Regions from separate parts of the Homo sapiens genome. Here region 2 is linked to region 1. The links are chromatin contacts, found by Hi-C or POLR2A ChIA-PET in ENCODE. All regions are on one chromosome and are shown on one strand. Each heading gives the region's core, a stretch centred on a gene start or an enhancer-like site at or near the end of the contact. The rest is flanking DNA. Distances are from core to core; before and after follow the strand shown.

Evidence for each region. A loop is a pair of places that touch in the nucleus more often than their neighbours do. ChIA-PET counts read pairs that join two places held with the same protein, here RNA polymerase II (POLR2A). Pooled maps may share reads with other maps.
Region 2: a pooled map shows a loop between it and region 1 (5-fold over the local background). The contact joins the promoter of FAM120C here to the enhancer-like site in region 1. A Hi-C loop is called at or near these places in 1 of 50 pooled maps. POLR2A ChIA-PET finds 5 or more read pairs at or near these places in 2 of 52 experiments (H1 and endothelial cell of umbilical vein).

What each region holds. Positions count from the first base shown.
Region 1 is chrX:47,364,544-47,367,803 of GRCh38, forward strand. No RefSeq gene overlaps it. Among named protein-coding and RNA genes, the nearest start is that of ZNF157, 4.4 kb to the right of the region's middle. RefSeq lists enhancers at 1,658-1,987, 2,108-2,207. Within about 2 kb of position 1,593, at least 23 of the 41 ENCODE cell types and tissues checked have a DNase peak (open chromatin) inside an H3K27ac peak, as active enhancers do.
Region 2 is chrX:54,181,693-54,184,952 of GRCh38, forward strand. FAM120C (family with sequence similarity 120 member C) reads right to left here and starts at 1,562. Exons shown (of 16, transcript NM_017848.6): 1 at 808-1,562. The coding sequence starts at 1,506. RefSeq lists silencers at 1,055-1,104, 1,115-1,324, 1,895-1,994.

The DNA.
Region 1 (3,260 bases), core at 343-2,842:
GATCTGCCCACCTCGGCCTTCCCCCAAATTCTGGGATTACAGGCGTGGACTATCGCGCCCAGCCAAGATCAATAACATTTTTTGTTTGTTTGAGATGGAGTCTCGCTCTTTCACCCAGGCTGGAGTGCAGTGATGTGATCTCGGCTAACTGCAACCTCCACCTCCCGGGTTCAAGCTATTCTCCTGTCTCAGACTCCTGAGTCACTGGGACTACAGGCACGCACCACTATGCCCGACTAATTTTTGTATTTTACTAATACAAGAGATGGAGTTTCACCATGTTAGCCAGGTTGGTCTCGAACTCCTGACCTCAGGTGATCCACCCACTTTGGCCTCCCAAAGTATTGGGATTACAGGTGTGAGCCATGGCGCCAGGCCTCCTCCCCTCCCCTCCCCTCTCCTCTCCTTTCCTTTCTTTTTTAGACAGGGTATCACTCTGTTGACCAGGATGGAGTGCTGTGGTGCGATCTCTGCTCACTTGCAACCACTGCCTCCTGGGTTCAAGCCATCTTCCCACCTCAGCATCCTGAGTAGCTGAGACTACAGATGCACACCACCACACCCGTTAAGTTTTGTATTTTTGGTAGAGAAGGGTTTTGCCATTTTGCTGAGGCTGGTCCTGAACTCCTGACCTCAAGCGATCCTCCTGCACCCTCTTCCCAAAGTGTTGGGATTACAGGCATGAGCTGCCGCGCCTGGCCGCGCCTGGCTGTTTTCTAAGCATTTTTCTTTTTTTAAAATAAATTGAAATGTGGTCTCACTCTGTCACCCAGGCTGGAGTGCAGTGGTGCAATCATAACTCACTGCAGCCTCTAACTCCTGGGCTGATGCGATCCTCCCACCTCAGCCTCTTGAGTAGCTAGGACTACAGGCGTGTGCCACCACACCTGGCTAATTTTTGTATTTTTAGTAGAGACGAGTTTCATCATGTTGCCCAGGCTAGTCTCGAACTCTGGATCTCAAGTGATCCGCCCACCTCAGCCTCCCAAAGTGCTGGGATTAGAGGTATGAACCACCGCGCCAGGCCTCTAAGCATTTTTCTATTGATAATTTGCTAAAAAAACATTAGTTGCCCATGGCCGGGCACGGTGGCTCACGCCTATAACCCCAGCACTTTGGGAGGCTGAGGCAGGCGGATCACCTGAGGTCGGGAGTTCAAGACCAGCCTGACCAACATGGAGAAATCCCGTCTCTACTAAAAATACAAAATTAGCCGGGCGTGGCGGAGCATGCCTATAATCCCAGCTACTCGGGAGGCTGAGGCAGGAGAATCGCTTGAACCCGGGAGGCGGAGGTTGTGGAGAGCCGAGATCGTGCCATTGCACTCCAGCCTGGGCAACAAGAGTGAAACTCAAAAAAGAAAAGAAAAACAAACAAACAAACCATTGGTTGTCCATATCAAAGGCTATTATTCCTAACTACTATCATTGTAGTGGGGCAAGGAGGGTAACGGAGATGGGGGGAATTCAAGTCTTCTCCATGGTAACTGCAGCACATCGAGAGATTGTACACCCTGACTCCTTTCCCCTCTTCTCCAGTGGTATCGCCCACGACGGGCACCTGTGTTAACCTGATTACTCCTCCTCTTCCCAGTGGTATCGCCAAGGGGGGGATTGTACCACCCTGACTTCTTCCCCCTCTTGCCCAGTGGTGTCTCCCTTGAGCATCAGAACACGCCCCCCTCCTCCCTGGGTAGGAGGCGCACCTCTGCTTCTTTAAACTTTGCCCAAACTTATAGAACCGAGTTCCAAAGACCAGCTTCTCCCAGAATCTTGCCCTTAGAGGGATTCTACCCGTGAACGCCCTCTCGCCCCCGCCTTCTGTGGAACAGCCCACTGTACGGAATGGGTGCTAAGATGGCGGCTCCCAAGAGACACGACATAGCGCAGCCATATTCCTCGCCTGACAACGCCACTCATGGACCAAGTCTCCGCCGATCCGTAACAGCGCTGTGTTCAGTGAGTAGACTACAATCTCTCAGTCCTAATGATCGTGTGCAAAATCAACAGCCCTAGAAGGTGCAGTGTCAGGGGTGAGGACAGGAAACGGAAATCCCCCTCAGAGGCCGTTTAAGTCTTCTTGGCGCGCGATGCTAAATGCAGTGCACGAGGTTTTATGGCGTGATAGTCGCTCAGGTGATTTTGAGGTTTTGTTGGCTTCGGGGGATGATGCATTGGCAGTTGTGGTGTCAATTGGTGGGGAAATAAAGAACCTAATGAATGGGAATCTATGAGTGTCAGGGATGAGGGCCTCTGGAGTAGTCAGGTTTTAGATTCCCTGCTGTGTCTTGATGTCCAGCCTTAATAGTGTGCGCTTTAGGTTTTTCCTTTATCAGTATTCCCAGAGGTTTGCTAATTTTATTAGCCTTTCCAAAAAAACAACTTTTGACCTTGTTGCTCCTCTGATCACAGATCTCTTCTGATGTACCTTCGTTTCCTATTTCTTTAATTTCTGCTCTTATCTGTACCGTTTTCTCTAACTTCTTAAATTGGATGTTAATTCATTAATGCTCAGCCTTTCTTTGTTAAAAAAATTTTTAAGAGCATGCGTTTTTCCTTAAGAATCTCTTTAGCTGCAATCAAGAATATTTTGTATACACCATCTTTTCTTTCTTTCTTTCTTTCTTTTTTGACGGAGTCTCGCTCTGTCGCCCAGACTGGAGGGCAGTGGCGCGATCTCCACTCACTACAACCTCCGCCTCCGTTTCCAGCGATTCTCGTGCCTCGGCCTCCCGAGTCGCTGGGATTACTGGCGCACGCTACCACGCCCAGCTAATTTTTATATTTTTAGTGGAGATGGTGGTCTTGCCATGTTGCCCAGGCTGGTCTCCAACTCCTGGATTCAAACGATCCACTCGCCTCAGCCTCCCAAAGTGCTGGGATTACAGGCGTGAACCACTGCCCCAGGCCGACTATTTTATATTAGTCAAAATTTTTTTCTTTTTGTAATCGTATAGGCCCACCTCCTTAAAATGTTTATTCTGGCTGGGCGCGGTGGCTTACTCCTGTAATCCCAGCACTTTGGAAGGCCGAGGATGGCGATCGGTTGAGTCCAGGAGTCGAGACCAGCCTGGGCAACGCAGGGAGAACCCCGTCTGTACAAAAAAAAAAAAAAAGAAAGAAAGAAAGAAAGTAAGAAAAATTAGCTGGGCGTGGTGGAGCGTTCCTGTAGTCCCAGCTACTCCAGAAGCTGATGTGGGAGGATTGCCTGATTCCGAAAGCCGTGATTGCACCACTGCACTCCAGCCTGGGTGACAGAGG
Region 2 (3,260 bases), core at 312-2,811, 6.8 Mb after region 1:
GGGAAGCCTCCCCTGACCACTTTAGTCCAAAGATATCCCACCACTCCCACATACAGAAAACAGGAACTGTACTTACTGTCTGGACCATAAGGCATAATCACATACACATTGCTATAATTAAATGTTTCATGTGTATACATTTAACTTTCCAAGGGCATGAGCAGTGTCTCACATGTCTTTAAAACCCTTACACTCAGTGAGTTAATACTTGCTGAACAGTGACTGAATCAGTGGGTTTTTATGTGTTTAGGCTAAGGCAGGAGGAAGAAGATGCATGTTGAAATGAAAAAGGCTGAATGGACACAGATGGGTAAAAAAGCAGCAGTGGGTGAAGACGGAAAAACAATGTAGAAGAAAGGTGTTCAGTTCACACCTGCTTAAGTGATTTACTGCGAGGTTGGAAAGAGATACAGGAGAGAGATGTCAACTGGCAAAAGCAGGGTAAAGGCATTTCAGTTTGAGGCAGAAGACACCAGGAGAAAGATGAGGCTACAAAAGAAATTCTGACTAGATTCTGCTGAAACCTAGTGGTAGGCCAATTGGATAAGGGAAGCTAAAGGGAGCTACTGGGATGACATGAGTAGAGATATGGCCATGTAGGTGAGTGAATCCGTAGGGGGTGGTATGAAGGGGGAGGTAAATGGATAAAATGGTAGAGGGTAGTTAGGCAGGTAGGTTAGCTGTTGGGCGGGTAGGTGGGTGGGTAGATGGGAGGTAGGGTAGTGGGTAAGTGGGTAGGTGGTTAGGTATTTAGTTGGGAGGGAATAGGTGTGGGGCTTATTATTTAAGATCCGGCCCCTCCCTCACCTTGACCCGGAAGCGGATGAGTGCTAGCCTCACGCAGTGGCTCAGGCAGGCCGGTGGCAGGAACCAGGCCCGCGGTGGAGGGGTGCCCTTGTTGCCCACGTGTCCCACGATCAGTTGCGCTGTCTGCCGCTCGGCCTGGCACCGACGGCCCCACTCGGCCAGCCGGTCCTTGCCCAGGCCCCCCGGGAACATGACCACGAGCTCCAGGCCGTCGCCGCCAGGATAGGCACAAGCCTGGCACAGCGCTGACAAGTAGCCCAGCATGGCGTTCCATTGGCCGCCACACACCCAATCCGTCTGGTAGCCGCCATAGAGCCGCGGCAGCGCCGAGCCGGCGTCCACCAGCACCCGGGCCCCGGGCAGCTGAGGGGGCGGCGGCGGCGGCAGCGGAGGGTGCAGCCCGGGCTGCGCTTGGCCATGATGGTGGAAGTGGTGAGCGGGGTGATGGTGCCGAGTCGGCCCCGCGCCCCCGGAGTAGGCACCCAAGGCAGCGGGCGGAAGCGGCGGTTGCAGAGGCACGGAGCCCCTGGCGGCGCGTGGAGCCCCGGGCGCTAGGGCTGCAGTCGGCGGCAGCTGGCGGTGCAAGTGCTGCTGCTGCTGCTGGCGCGAGACCGTGCGCGCGAGTTTTAGGAGGTCCACGGGCACCACGGCCCCGGGACAGCGCTTCTCCAGGAACTCTTGGAAGCCCTGGACACCCATGCTTCGTCGGTGGGCAGACGCGATAGCGGCTGCGCAAGCAGGATAGGCGACGATCTGGGCGCGAAGCTGGGGGCGGGCGCGTGCGCACTCCGCGGGGGGCGAGGGGGGGCGGGAAAAGGATTCCCGAGGGGAGGGGTGAGGAAGCGAGGGAATGAGGGCGGGGAGGGGAGGAGACCACAAATTGGATTTGGGTAGAGAGAAGGGGAGGGGCAGACCGGACCCGGGAGAGGCTGGGAGGATAAAAGCGAGGATGGGCTCTAGTCACTTCTCTTTTTTCTCCTTTCCGGCCGCTCTTCTTCCCGCTTTAGAAGGGGTGAAGCCTCTTTCTTCCACCTCCGGGAGCCATGTTGCCTCGTCTTCTCGGTGGTACACGCTTTCTAGCTGGAGGAAGGGGAGCGAGGAGGGGCGGGGCGGGGCGGGGAGAGGGGCATCTTGGTAGTTGTAGTCTTCTCTATGGCCTTAGGATATAGTCGAGGAACCAGACTACCACCCTTCTCAGCCCTTGTGCTCACAGGGTCACAGGAAGCGGGGCGTGATGATGAGTGTTTAGGAGTTGCACTCCAACTCCTTGCATCTCACTGAGTTGCTTAGGTTATTTACTGCTTTTTCCTGGAAAAAGAGTTTTGGGGGATGGATTGATGCATCATGGGAATGGAAGTTAGAGTGGATTGACTGAATTCAGCTAAAGTGAGCTAAAACTCCCCAGGAGGGAGGATTTTCCCCTTAGTGGAAAGATAATATTTAAAGAGCTGTTGGTCCCAATTAAGAAAGACGTAACTGGTCGGGCGCGGTGGCTCACGCCTGTAATCCCTCCGAGGCGGGCAGATCACGAGGTTAGGAGATCGAGACCATCCTGGCCAACATGGTGAAACCCCGTCTCTACTAAAAATACAAAAAGTAGCCGGGCGTGGTGGCACGTGCCTGTAATCCCAGCTACTGGGGAAGCTGAGGCAGGAGAATCGCTTGAACCTGGGAGGCGGAGGTTGCAGTGAGCCAAAATCATGTCACCGTACTCCAGCCTGGTGACAGAGCCAGACTCCGTCTCAAAAATAAATAAATAAATAAAAAGAAACTTACATTATTTACTTGCCTAAGGCAATGCAGAGACAAAGTTAAATCGAATATCCTTGCCCTCAGCATCTCTTTGGGCAGGGAGATAATTACCAACACAAATTACATTACAAATTGTACCTTTTTGGTACTCCTAGATCCACTATGTCCTATGGTTAGGGCCTTTGGTTTCCAAACTTCATTGTGTTTTAGTCTGTCGGGAGCTTTTCTAAATAGCTGCAAGGGCTCTAATTTCAGATGTATGGAGTCATAATCTTTTGAAAAATGTATTTTCAACATACTGAGATGAAACAGATGCAGTGCCTGTCTTCTTTCTGGCTTTTAGGGCCGGCCCACTCTTTCAGCAGGAATAAAGCAGAAAACAAGATCTGAAATGAGTAGTAGCCAGATCTGGCTTGGAACTTACTGGAAGATGGGAGATAATGGCAGGCAGAGTTAGAATGCAGAAGTGCAGAACCCAAGAGTGATCGGGATGAATGAGATAGGGGAATACTCTATTAGGATGCAAAAGCAAAAAAGCTTCAAGCTACATAAAAGAAATTATAAAATAGTGGAGATGGAACAAGCCAGATTGTCAAAGAATAAGTAGATGGCAAGGCAGTGTACATAGTTAACTCTTGAAAGCAAGCAGTGAAAGGAGAGAGCAGTGGCTTGAAGGGATGAAGGATGGAAGGAATGGAGGT